Linked DNA regions of Homo sapiens: region 1 is linked to region 2. The links are chromatin contacts, found by POLR2A ChIA-PET in ENCODE. All regions are on one chromosome and are shown on one strand. Each heading gives the region's core, a stretch centred on a gene start or an enhancer-like site at or near the end of the contact. The rest is flanking DNA. Distances are from core to core; before and after follow the strand shown. Region 1 holds the start of FZD10-AS1 (FZD10 antisense RNA 1). Region 2 has its middle 33 kb from the start of LINC02419.

The links. ChIA-PET counts read pairs that join two places held with the same protein, here RNA polymerase II (POLR2A).
Region 1: POLR2A ChIA-PET joins it to region 2 with 13 read pairs in HEK293. The contact joins the promoter of FZD10-AS1 here to the enhancer-like site in region 2. POLR2A ChIA-PET finds 5 or more read pairs at or near these places in 3 of 52 experiments (HEK293, Panc1 and activated T-cell).

The regions. Positions count from the first base shown.
Region 1 is chr12:130,160,074-130,163,399 of GRCh38, reverse strand. It overlaps FZD10-AS1 (FZD10 antisense RNA 1), which reads left to right and starts at 1,722. Exons shown (of 4, transcript NR_033834.1): 1 at 1,722-2,743. It overlaps FZD10 (frizzled class receptor 10), which reads right to left and starts at 936. Exons shown (of 1, transcript NM_007197.4): 1 at 1-936. The coding sequence starts at 457. RefSeq lists enhancers at 1,323-1,889, 1,890-2,456.
Region 2 is chr12:130,103,047-130,106,268 of GRCh38, reverse strand. No RefSeq gene overlaps it. Among named protein-coding and RNA genes, the nearest start is that of LINC02419, 33 kb to the right of the region's middle. Within about 2 kb of position 1,513, at least 3 of the 41 ENCODE cell types and tissues checked have a DNase peak (open chromatin) inside an H3K27ac peak, as active enhancers do.

The DNA of each region.
Region 1 (3,326 bases), core at 473-2,972, 57 kb before region 2:
TGTTGGGCGCCTCCATGCACAGGTAGTTGGGGTCGTTCTTGTTGGGGAGTTTCCGGCAGTCCAGGGAGTCGGGCCACTTGAAGTTGAACTGCTCCATAATCGGGGAGCACTTGAGCCGGGCCTGCTCGCACATGACCCGGCAGGCGGGGATGGGGGTAGAGACCTGCTCGGTGCACATCGGCGCGTACAGCGAGCACAGGAAGAAGCGGAGGTGGCCGTGGCAGCCGTACTCCACCAGCGGCGCGAACTCGTGCAACTGGATGGCTGCCTCGCGCTGGTTCTCGTGGCCCATCAGGTTGGGCATACGAGTCATGTTGTAGCCGATGTCCTTGCACATCGGGATCTCGATGGGCTGGCATTTGCCGTCGCCCGGGCGCTCCATGTCCATGGAGCTGATGGCGGCGCACGAGCCCATCACCTGCAGGACCAGCCACAGGCGGGGGCCCGGGCGCTGCATGCTGGCGTTGGACGTGTCCTCGCGGGGAGCTCCGCGCCCCTCAGCGCCGCCGCTCCCGGGCACGGGCTGCTGCTGGCCCCGGCTCTCCACCCCTGCTCGGGCCCCCGCCCATGCCCGCCCGGCCTGGCCCGAGCGCTGCGCACAGCGCCCCCGGCTCGGCTCTCCGCGCCCGGCGTCCGCCGAGTTGGGGGCCGCGGCGGAGAGCAGCAAAGTTTGCAAACAATACCGGGAAGCGAGGGAAGCCCCCGGAGCTCCCGGCGCAGCGGCCCGGCGCGAGCTCCAACTCACGGCCGCGGCAAACTTCGGCCTCTTCTTGGAGCGCCCAGGTGGCGCGTCTGGAGCGGGCTGGCGGCGCGGGCACACCGAGGCCGGCCCAGCTCGCGGCGCCCCCACAGCCCGGGCGGCTCCTCCCTCCCTGCGCCGGCCTCGGCCGGGACCAGCCGGCAGCTGTTTCGAGGTTTGCGTCCCGGGATGAGAAGACTCGCAAAAAGGCAAAGGGGGGCAGAAAAGCCGAGCGCTGACAGGCCCCGCCCCCGGGCCGCGCGCCCCGCCCCGCCGCTGCTTTGCATGAGAAAGCGCAGCGGCCCGGGGCAGCCTCCTCCCCGCCGCCCCGCCGCGGGCTCCCGGGCCCCGCGGGGGCCGATCCCCCCCGGCCTGCAGCCCAGCCTGCGGGGGGCGCAGCGCCTAGTCCCGCCCGCGTCGCCCGCCAGCCCCGGGACAGCCCGCCTGGCGCGCGGGGCTCTGCGCGCTGCGACCCTCCCCGGCAGTCCCGCCCGCCTCTCCTCGCCCTCTCTCTGCCTGGCCTCCAACTTTGCCTCTCGCTATCCTCTCCGCCGGCGCCCCCTTTCCCGGCGGTCCCCGGGATGGTCCCCGGCACCCCGAGGACGCCGAGGTTACGGGAAGTTCGGGGACTGGCGGGAGAAGGGGTTTGGGGGTGGTCCGCGGCGAGGGGCGCGGGGTGCATCTTCTCTTCCTTTTATGGTGAGTCCCGGGCGGAGGGCGCTTTCAAAGGGAGGTGGGATTTGCGTTTTATAGCCTGGGCCATAAAGTAGGCCCTTGCTTGTAAACCTGCCCGCATCTTCCTGAGGCTGGGGAGGTGCTACCAGCCCCGGGCTCCGGGCTCCGAGGAGGGATTTTCTTTGAAATTTCAAAGAGACGAGCTAAGGGGAGGGGGAGGGGCTCGAGAATCCGGATTTTAGGGCCGCTCATCCGAGGTCTCCTCTAAGAAGGCGGGAAGGGGGAGGGGCGGGAAGCGTCCCGGGACTTTGAACACCGCCTCCCACCCCGCGGGAAGTGCGGGCTTGGTTTGTACCGCGGTGACCCCCGCCCCCTCCGAAGCCGCAGAGCCGGGGCCTCGCGCCAGCAGGGCTGGAGATGCCTTCTTGGCGGCTGAGTTTATTTATTATAGGAAGTCATTCGCTCGTGGGGTATTTATGTGATTTGGCGAGTGATGTGCCCGGCCAGCGCCCTCCTTGGCTGCAGCCCCGCAGGAGGACCCGGAGTAGGGTGGGATGGAGTGGGTCGTGGGAGGAGCGCGTCAGCGCCTGCCCGGGGACCCCCAGCTCCCGCGAGGACACGGAGGCGCGCACGCCGCTCGGTTTTCCTGGAAAGTGGAGAAGGAGCGTCCTGGGCAGGTCCTCTGAGCTCATCCCCCCTCGGATTGGGGCGGGTCTGTGACGGGGTCACTTAGGACACGACGTCCCCCCGCCATTCCCTTCCCCCGCCCAGGGCGTTCGCGGTGGGCGCCCACCGCCAAGCCCCACTGTTCCCAAGGATGCGCCAGGTGCTTCCCGTAGCGTCCTGGGTTGACCCTTAAAAAAACAGCACCCCTAGGAGGTGGCCGGCCCTCTCCTCCCAGGGTCTCTCCGGGTCACGATCTTCCAAAGTTCGGAAACTCGCAGGATCGCGTGTGCAATCTCCCGCTACCTCCCGGGGGGCCGGGGAGAGGTCAGAGGAGCGAGTCCCGCGTCCACCGGCCTCGCTTGCCCCCTGCCCGTTTGAGGATAGTTCCAGGGAGCAGGGTGGAGTGTGCGGACATCTTTGGAGGCAGTGCTGGGGCTTCCCGCGTTGGCGGCGCTCCACCCGGCGTGGGGGGCGGCTGCACGGGCCCCCGCGGTGGGGACGCTGCGCACGGGGCAAGGTCTCCCTAGGAAGCGCCCGGGAAGGAGATGGGGCCCGCCAGGAACCCCCCTCACTGACCAGCTTTCTGCACGCCGTGCAGGAGGGGGCCACTTCCTCGGAGAGTATTGGCTTTTAATTAAAACAAGCCCTACAATTTTTACATCGGTAAGAAACTTGGGGAAATCTCACCTTTCCACTCATTCATTCATCCGTTCAACAGACATTTGAGCGCCCAGAATCCCAGAATTAATAGGCAGGTTCAGGCACCCACCCCTGGGTCGCTGTCCCTGGGTGTCCTGGGTCTCACTAGGAGGTGCTGGAGGAAGTCGGGGTGAGGGAGAAAGTGAAAAAGAAGGTAGAAACTCCGGGCAGTTAGAACACCACCTTCAACTGTGTTATTTCCCAAGTGAAAAGTTGCATGATTTTATTTTTGAAAGACTGCCATTTTTATTATAGTGTTTTTTTTTTTGTTGTTGTTGTTTTTTGTCTAGTGAGTAATTTTTCAGGACCTTTAAATTAAAATTAATTCAGCGGAAATCACTTGGCTTTTCTAGAATTTTCCTGGCAAAGGTCCTTCCTGGGCCCTATTTTCCTTCTTTTCCTTTTTGTGTCTCTCCCTCAGCAACTATTAGAAATATTTAGTGCAAGAGTGAGAGCCAAACGCCGGGAGCTGGGTGTGAGCTATTTGAGAAAGTGCCTCCTAATTGATCTTTTCTGTGCTGTTTTAATTCAGCCACGTTCAGGCCCA
Region 2 (3,222 bases), core at 264-2,763:
GGATAGTTTTGACCCCATTGCATTCCCCGTTAAGTTGTATCAACCCGCACGTCCATCAGTGATGTATGAGAGCAGTCAAGATTTTTAGCCAGCTGCCCGGCAGATTCCAATGGACAGAAAACTTTGAGAACCATAACACTGCGGTCAAGGTGCTGCTGTCAGCTTCGGGAAAGCACAGCAGAAGGAAAGTTAGAGGAGGAAGCTTTGCAGCTAGAGGTTAAAGGAGGGTGCCTGGAATAGCACAGCCTGTCAGGGAGTGCCGGCGACTTGACTCCCCACTCTGCGACATCACAGATGATCCAATAAAAACACTTCTGTGTGCTTCCCGAGGAGCGCGGCGCTCATGCCCAGGACCCGTCAGAAGACGCTGTCCTGGAAGGTGAACATTCAAGACTGGGGTCCCCTGCGAGCGCTGACTTTTCACACCTGGCTTGTTCCAGCCAGTGACCCACCTCCTAGCGACTTTGACCCCTGCCAGGGCGAGGAGGAGCTTTTCCAAGGTCATAGTTAAGCATCCCCGGTGAGAACAGCACAACTCTTGGGCTACTCAAAAATAGCATTCTTATTTACTCATGAAATGCCGCTGTGGTATCTGGAAGCTGCTTCAGACTTCCCCGTGGGGTTCATGGAAGGAGTAGGCATAGAGACCACAGAGGCCGGCCTCAGTTTGAGGATCGCTGCAGCAGTGTAATAAATCCACCAGGAGCCATCGTATTTTCTCTCCGTTGGTATACATTTCAAATTTCCCCTAATAAAGGGCTTTGATAAATGTTCCTGATTAAGATACAGAGATGATTAAATGTACCTCGATTCCTTCATGTATTTTATAAAAGCATTTCCGCAGCAGCTGAAAATTTAAAGCACCCATGTTAAACAGAGTTGAAAGCAACTTTTACATGCAACAGGTCCCGCCCTCCCTCATTTGTAGAATACTCCCCCTGTTTCATCTCCTAAAGACAAAATCCATCAAAAACCCTCCTGACAGCCTCCAGATGCCTTGAATTGGCTGTAAAATATTTCAAGGTCTCAGAGTAATTTAATGCCCTATGAAAGTAAAATAAATTGTGTACAAATAATTCAATAAGCTCAGGGAAGTGGGGAAAAAAACATTAAGCATGTCACAGATGGCACCTCCAGGCAGTTTATCAAAGCAAGTTTCATAATTTAACAAAATCATCTTGGCATCACACACAAAGGCCTTCCTGTTTGATCCCTTAATAACACTGCTTAGCACTTTCTGGGGAACTGGCTTCCAGTGCCGGAGCTGTTTCCAAGCATTAGCTAATCAATCATCAAAAGATATTTTTCACGCAGGCAGGCAGAACTCGGAATCCTCACTCGACCACCACGGAAGTGGCCAAGGAAGCTAAGAGGCTTTCCCAAGGTCACCAGTGGGGCAAAGGTCCCGGCTGGGGTCCCAGCTAATGAGTTTCTGGTTTCTTCTGTGCCCCTGACAACGCCTCCTCCTGCCTGGCTCAACCACGTGGCCAGCACCCAGGCGTCCTGAGAGTGCTGGTCGGAGCTCCGGCTTTGAGCTTAGGGCTGAAATGGCCCTTCATCCGGGATAGCAACGTGCTTCTCACAACAGGGTTTCCGAGTCATTTTCCTCTCCCCTGCCCTGGATCTCAAAGGGGACTGGGTTTATTTTCTTTCCCGGAGAACGGAAAGCTTTGCTTTTGGCTAAGGGCCAGGGAATCCGACCCCTGAGTTTTGTCCAGCGACTTACATTTGTTTCTAGTTGTTTGTTTGTTTGGGGAACTATATGTTTAAATTATGGAATAATACGTGCATAGGTTGAAAGGGAAACCTCGCAGAAGGGTTTAAATGTAAAAGAAGAATGACAAATAAAATGAGTGGATGTTCCCGGGGGAGGAGGAGCTTAACTAACCCTTCCTACGCCCCCTCCCCCAGCACTTAGGGACTCACTTCTGCACAGCTCAGGGAAAGGGAAAAGTGGAGACACCTGGCAGATGCCACCTGGTCGCCAAGGTTTACACCTCGTGACTGCCCCATATGATGTGAAGACAAGGGCACGTTGCTTCCGGCGTTCTTCCCTCAAACCCAGTCTAATTGTGACGAAAAGCACCTGACAAACCCCACCTGAAGGATGTTCTATAACATGCCTGACAAACTTGAAAAACAAAGACTGAGAAGTGGCCACAGTCAGGAGGACCCGAAGGAGCCAGGATGACCCTCTGCAGCATGAGCTCCCGACGGGACCCTGGAACAGGAACAGGAGCCTAAGGGGGAACTGGGGACGTTGGAATGAGGTCTGAGGTTCAGACAGTAGTGAGTGCCAAGGCTGGTGTCTCAGCTTTGACAAATGGACATGGGAAGATGAGAGGATAACATTTGGGGAAATAAAACTGGCTAAAGGGTACACGGGAGTTCTCGGTATTAACTTTTTAACAAATTTAAACTAATAAACTTTATTTTTAAGAGTGGTTTTATAGGTTTACAGCCTCGGTACTATCTTTACAATTTTTCTGTAAATCTAAAACTATTGCAAATACATTTGTTTTAAATTTAAAGGTGAAAATTTTCCCCCACCCCTTCCCCTGCCCTATTTGACAGAGATAACTACTGGAACGATTTCTAGAATATTCTTCCAGAATTCTGTGATGCATATACACATCCTTTTTTCTTTTTAAAACCAAGATTAAGGCCGGGCATGGTGGCTCACACCTATAATCCCAGCACTTTGGGAGGCCGAGGTGGGCAGATCACGAGGTCAGGAGTTCGAAACCAGCCTGACCAACGTGGTGAAACCCCGTCTCTACTAAAAATACAAAAATTAGCCAGGCGTGGTGGCGCACACCTGTGATCCCAGCAACTTGGGAGGCTGAGGCAGGAGAATCACTTGGGAGGCTTAGGTTGCAGTGAGCCGAGATCGCATCACTGCACTCCAGCCTGGGTGACAGCGCAAGACTCCATCTCAAAAAACAAACAAACAAACAAACAAACAAGATTGAATCCTCCACTGTATGTTTTTGGTTTCTTGCCTTCTTCATTGAATCTATATCTGGGAGGTACTTTTGTGGAGAATATAGTTGTACTTCATTCTTTCTAAGTGATTTGAGGTCATCTATGGTTACTATGTTCCCATAATTTATTTAAACAGATCCTGATGGGTAGATCAGGCTGGCTTTGTTTACTTGTTGTTATAACAAAACAACGAATCAGGTGTATCACAGAAGTCAATAAACACAAGAAATTTCTTCA